2 separate regions of the Homo sapiens genome follow, and region 1 is linked to region 2. Evidence: chromatin contacts called from ENCODE Hi-C or POLR2A ChIA-PET data. All regions are on one chromosome and are shown on one strand. Each heading gives the region's core, a stretch centred on a gene start or an enhancer-like site at or near the end of the contact. The rest is flanking DNA. Distances are from core to core; before and after follow the strand shown. Region 1 overlaps DENND5A (DENN domain containing 5A). Region 2 has its middle 20 kb from the start of IPO7.

The links. Hi-C counts contacts between places; a loop is a spot of excess contacts on that map. ChIA-PET counts read pairs that join two places held with the same protein, here RNA polymerase II (POLR2A). Pooled maps may share reads with other maps.
Region 1: a map of cardiac septum shows a loop between it and region 2 (1.8-fold over the local background). The contact joins two enhancer-like sites. A Hi-C loop is called at or near these places in 1 of 168 maps with a recorded cell type or tissue (cardiac septum) and 8 of 50 pooled maps. POLR2A ChIA-PET finds 5 or more read pairs at or near these places in 4 of 52 experiments (GM10248, GM12878, HEK293T and 1 more).

Annotation. Positions count from the first base shown.
Region 1 is chr11:9,209,626-9,212,431 of GRCh38, reverse strand. All of the region lies in intron 1 of DENND5A (DENN domain containing 5A), which reads left to right. Among named protein-coding and RNA genes, the nearest start is that of DENND5A, 54 kb to the left of the region's middle. Within about 2 kb of position 1,336, at least 2 of the 41 ENCODE cell types and tissues checked have a DNase peak (open chromatin) inside an H3K27ac peak, as active enhancers do; they include GM12878, where a contact is called at or near this core.
Region 2 is chr11:9,363,134-9,365,833 of GRCh38, reverse strand. No RefSeq gene overlaps it. Among named protein-coding and RNA genes, the nearest start is that of IPO7, 20 kb to the left of the region's middle. RefSeq lists enhancers at 587-1,288, 924-2,123 and a silencer at 1,114-1,293. Within about 2 kb of position 1,358, at least 41 of the 41 ENCODE cell types and tissues checked have a DNase peak (open chromatin) inside an H3K27ac peak, as active enhancers do; they include GM12878, where a contact is called at or near this core.

The DNA.
Region 1 (2,806 bases), core at 87-2,586, 150 kb after region 2:
CCATTGAGCTTTTTGAATCTGTAAATTTTTGTCTTTTACCAAATTTGGGAAAATTTTGATTATTAATTCTTCAAATATTGTTTTCTGCCTCATTCTTTCTATTTTCCTTCTGGAACTCCAATTATATTATGTTAGACTTGTTGCCCCACACATCTCTGAGGTCCTCTCTCCTGCTGCCCTTTTCTTTTTTAATTTATACATTTTATTGTGTAGAGATGGGGTCTTGCTGTGTTACCTAGGCTGGTCTTGAACTCCTGGCCTCAAGCAGTCCTCTCAACCTTGGCCTCCCAAAGTGCTGAGGTTATAAGTGTGAGCTACCACGCCCAGCCAGCTCTTTCTTTTCCTAATCCTTTTTTCTGTCTGTATTTCTGATTGGATAATTTTTGTTGTTCATTTTTCAAGGTCAGTATCTCTCCTGTCATTTCCAATCTGCTTTTAAGCCAGCCCACTGCATTGTAATGTCTGTTCTCTGTTGAGATCTGTTTTTTTTTTTTTTTTTTTTGAGACGGAGTCTTGCTCTGTTGCCCAGGGTGGAGTGCAGTGGCACGATCTTGGCTTACTGAAATCTCCACCTCAACCTCAAGAGATTCTTCTGCCTCAGCCTCCCCAGTAACTGGGACTACAGGCACACGCCACCACACCCGCCTGATTTTTATATTTTTAGTAGAGACGGGGTTTCACCATATTGGCCAGGCTTGTCTCGAACTCCTGACCTCGTGATCTTCCCGCCTCGGCCTCCCAAAGTCCTGGGATTACAGGAGTGAGCCACCATGTCTGGCCTGAGATCTATTTTTTCATTCATTATGATCATAGCTGCTTTAAAATTCTTGTTTGCTAATTCCAGTATTTGAGTAAACTCAGGGTTGGTTTCTGTTGATTGACTCTTCTCTTGAGAATGGGTCATATTTTCCTGTTTCTTTATATGCTGAGCAGTTCTGGATTGTAAAGAACTAGATTCTGTTACCTCCCTCCAGAGAGCATTCTTTTTTTATTTTATTATTATTATTGTTATTATTTTTAAGTTAACTGTTTCCCTGTAGTGGGTGGCAACTTAAATTTCAGTTCAGTTCTTTTACCCTTAACTTGGCTGCTTGGGGTCTTCTCCATGCATGCGTGTTTCAGGGATCAGCCAGGTTTGTAGGCAGAGTTTGTACACAGATTTTTGGGTCTTCCCTTCTGTGGTTCTCTCTGGAATCTCCCTCTTTCACTTCCCAGCTGCTGTGGTTTGCCTTAAAATTTGCCCTCTGGTTTCTTAAGCTAGTAAGATTATGAGTTTTTGAGTTTTACCCACCTCTTATGACAGACAGGTACTTGCCTGACTGGAAGCCATAAAAAAGGGAAACTCACCCAGTATCATTACCTTCTTTGAAGTGCTGACCTTCTTCCCTACTTGAGAATCTTCTTGCTTTTTAATTCTCCAGACAAGCTCATACTTGTCTGCAGGAAAGTTGGTCTGAAGGGAGCTACTCTGCCATGACTGGAAGCAGAATCTGTATGAACTAGACATAAAATATTCTGTTGATAAAATCAATTTTTTCCCATTGTAGTTTCACAGATCTTTATATTATCCTCCCTATCACCTTCAAGAGGCCAGATATAAAAATGTCTTTAAACTGGGTGTGGTGGAGCATGCCTGTAAGGGAGGCTGAAGTCAGAGGATTGCGTAAGCCCAGGAATTTGAGAGCAACCTGGGCAACCTAGCTAGACCCTGACTCTACAAAAAAATTTAAACAATTAGCTGGGCGTGGTGGTCCTAGCTACTCTGGAGGCTGAGGTGGGAGGATAGCCTGAGCTCAGGAGGTTGAGGCTGCAGTGAGCCGTGATTGTGCCACTGCACCCCAGCCTGGGCAACAGAGTGTGACCTTATCTCAAAACAACAACAACAACAAATGTCGATTTATTTCTGGCTTGGTCAAAACAGAACAGATAAAAAACCTATTAGAAGTTCTTGTAAGGCATGTATGCTTTAAAAAAAAGTCTGTTATGATTGATTTGAACTGTACTTCCTTGGAAGCAGATTCACAAAGATAGACTCACACATAGTTGACTAATTTTGAAATTGTTCTTGGAAATGGGCTTTAGATCTTATATCTGGATCTGCTGATGTTTGTATAATCTATATGTGTTGAACAAATAATTAGTCGTTGTTTCTAGGACAATAGGACAGTCATGTTGGTGATGTCATATTCCTAATATTGTTTGAATTTCCAAGGGTCTAAATAATTGAGAATTTAAGGTACCTGTGATACACAGGTTTCAGGAGGTGGGCCTATGTAGGTGTTTCTGAGGATTAAGTTTTCCTACTGTTTCTTCTCTTTTTTTTTTGAGATGGAGTCTTGCTGTGTCACCCAAGCTGGAGTATAATGGTGTGATCTCAGCTCACTGCAACCTCCATCCCCCGGGTTCAAGTGATTCTCCTGCCTCAGCCTCCCAGTTAGCTGGGATTACAGGTGTCCGCCACTACGCCTGGCTAATTTTTGTATTTTTTAGTAGAGATGGGGTTTCACCATGTTGGCCAGGCTGGTTTGTAACTCCTGACCTCAAGTGATCCACCCACCTTAGCCTCCCAAAGTGCTGGGATTACAGGTATGAGCCACCGTGCCCAGCCCCTTACTGTTTATTCTTAAAACTCAGCCCTAAGTAAATGATGAGTGAATCATTTCACTAAAAAAAATCTTAGGTTTGTGAATCCCCTTCTCTTACCTTTTCTGGCACTCTTTGTAGAGCGGCTGAAATGAGAATATGATTTGTTTTCAGGGCCCTCATACTTCTTTATACATCTCCTTTCCCCTTATGGAGAAAATAC
Region 2 (2,700 bases), core at 109-2,608:
CTGGAAATGGGGGCTTTCCAGGTCATAGGTAGATAGGAGACAAATGGTTGCATTCTTTTGAGCTTCCCTCCCTCTCTCTCTCTCTTTCTTTCTTCATATGGAGTTTCCCTCTTTCGCCCAGGCTGGGGAGAAGTGGCCCAATTTCGGCTCACTGCAACCTCTGCTCCCGGGTTCAAGCGATTCTCCTGCCTCAGCCTCCCAAGCAGCTGGGATTACAGGCGCCCGCCACCACGCCCAGCTAATTTATATATTTTTAGTAGAGATAGGGGTTTCTCCATGTTCACCAGGCTGATCTCGAACTCCTGACTTCAGGTGATCCACCCGCCTTGGCCTCCCAAAGTGTTAGGATTACAGGCGTGAGCCACCGTGCCCAGCCTGGATTCTTTTTTTTTTTTAATCTTATTTTTTGAGAGGGAGTCTGGCTCTGTTGCTCAGGCTGGAGCGTAGTGGCTGAGCTCGGCTCACTGCAACCTCCGCCTCCCGAGTTCAAGCGATTCTCCTGCCTCAGCCTCCCGAGTAGCTGGAATTACAGGCGCCCACCAGCATGCCCGGCTAATTTTTGTATTTTTAGTAGAGACGGGATTTCGTTATGTTGGCCAGGCTGGTCTGGAACTCCTAACCTCAAGTGATCCGCCCGCCTCTCCTTCCCAAAGTGCTGGGATTACAGGTGTGAGCCACCGCACCCAGCCTCCAAAAGAGGCAATCAGATAACGCATTTATGTTAGTGAGCAGAGGGGTAACTTTGAATAGAATGGGAGACAGGTTTTCCCTACGCAGTTCCCAGCTTGACTTTTCCCTTTAGCTTAGTGATATGGGGGCCCCAAGATATTTTCCTTTGACGAATTCATCTCGGAAACCAAGATTTATTTTCTTTTGGAATTTTAAAAGTTTTGCTCTTGCATTTAAAAAAAACAGTGCGTGTGTGTTTCGCTTTAATTATTATTTGCTGCATTTTGGAACTGAGTCAGGCAAATCATTTTTGTTCCTAGGCAAGTGCCTTTGATCTTCAAAATCTACCCAGTCTTTGGGGCACTGCTGTCTCCTTTCACAAGGTCCTAATTCCCACTGAAACCAGTCTGTAGTATTTGTGGCTTGGGGCCACTTCAAGATTTCAAATTTCAGCCTCAGACTCCAATCCCCGGGCGGGATCCGGGAGACCCAGCCCCGTGCGGCCCCCGCCGAGCTGGCGGGGATTGCAACGTCGGGATCGTGGCGACGCGCGGGGCCCTGGAGCCCAGGCGCGCGGCCCCAGGCGCGTCAGCCCCTCCCCGCCGGCGTCGCTCGCCGTCGCCTGCGGTGACTCAGCTCTTCCGGTCACCGCCGTCACTGGTGGTTCCCGACTGCAGTGAAGGTGCGGACGCCAAGTCACTGCTCAGTAATGCTGGAGCCGCCGGCGTCCCGGGCCTTCTCCAAATGCGCTGCATTCCTGCCCCCACCATGACTCAGCGGCTTCCGCTCCGGCGTCAGCGGCGCTCCGGCCTCCGCCCGCGAGGCCCTGCTGCCTTCCCACTGCCCCACGGGGGCCACAACGCGCCCGCTTCCGCCCTTAGGTGTCCTTCCAAGCCCCTGAAAAGGTTTGGCAGCTTGATAAAGGATCCCTGAACTCCAGTGTTTAGGCCCTGCAAGGCTCTTCTCTGTACATTGAGGAGCTGAGGCCTCCGCACGGGAAAGTATTCCCCACCCCCCAGCGCAAGGAGGAAGTTAGCCTAAGACTAATTGAGGCAACTGAGGCCTCGGACAGCCGCGGGTCCTGAGAGCCCGATGGACCTACTTTGGAAGTTCAACGTTACCGTTTGCAGATGTGTGACACTCCCCTACTCCTACCCCCACTCCTACCCCCACCCACTTAACAGACATGAGGATTATTCCATGCCACCTTGTTGTTGGCATTGCGTAGCACATGGTAGGAACTCAGCAAATCTCAGCTTTTGTTTGTATTTTCTCTTTCTTTCCTTTTTTTTTTTTTTTTTTTTTTTGAGACGGAGTCTCCCTCTGTCACGAGGCTGGCGCGATCTCGGCTCACCGCAACCTCCCCCTCCTGGGTTCCTCCTGGGTTCAAGCGATTCTCCTGCCTCAGCCTCCTGAGTAGCTGGGACTACAGACGCACGACACCACGCCCAGCTGATTTTTGTATTTTTAGTAGAGACAGGATTTCACAATATTGGCTAGGATGGTCTCGATCTCTTGACCTCGTGATCCGCCTGCCTTGGCCTCCCAAAGTGCTGGGATTACAGGCGACAGCCACCGTGCCTGGCCTGTATTTTCTTTGAAATGCCTTTTAGATGTAGTTCTTCCTCTCCATGGACAGAGTCACCTCAGCAACTTCCTAACTGGTTTTGCCACATTCCCATCCAACTTCACACAATGACCGGGTGCATTTTTATGGCACACTGTATTCTGCAAGTCATTCCTCTGTGCAAGAAAATTTAATACTCTGTTGAATTTTGGTTTGAGTGGAAAGTCCTTTCCCTGGTATTTAAAGCGATCCATCATAGTCCGGCTCCCATCCTTCCCATAAATATTTTAGGCCTGCTCTGCATCCTGTATTGTGGTACTCGGATTCCTGCCCTCCAGAGCTCTGGTGAGGGGAGATAAATACATAATCACGTCGTCATTATACTGTGTAATAAGTGCTCTGATCGAAGTGTGAACAGGACAGAGAGCAACTCAGTGTAATAGAGGGGGAAGAAGAAAGGCTTC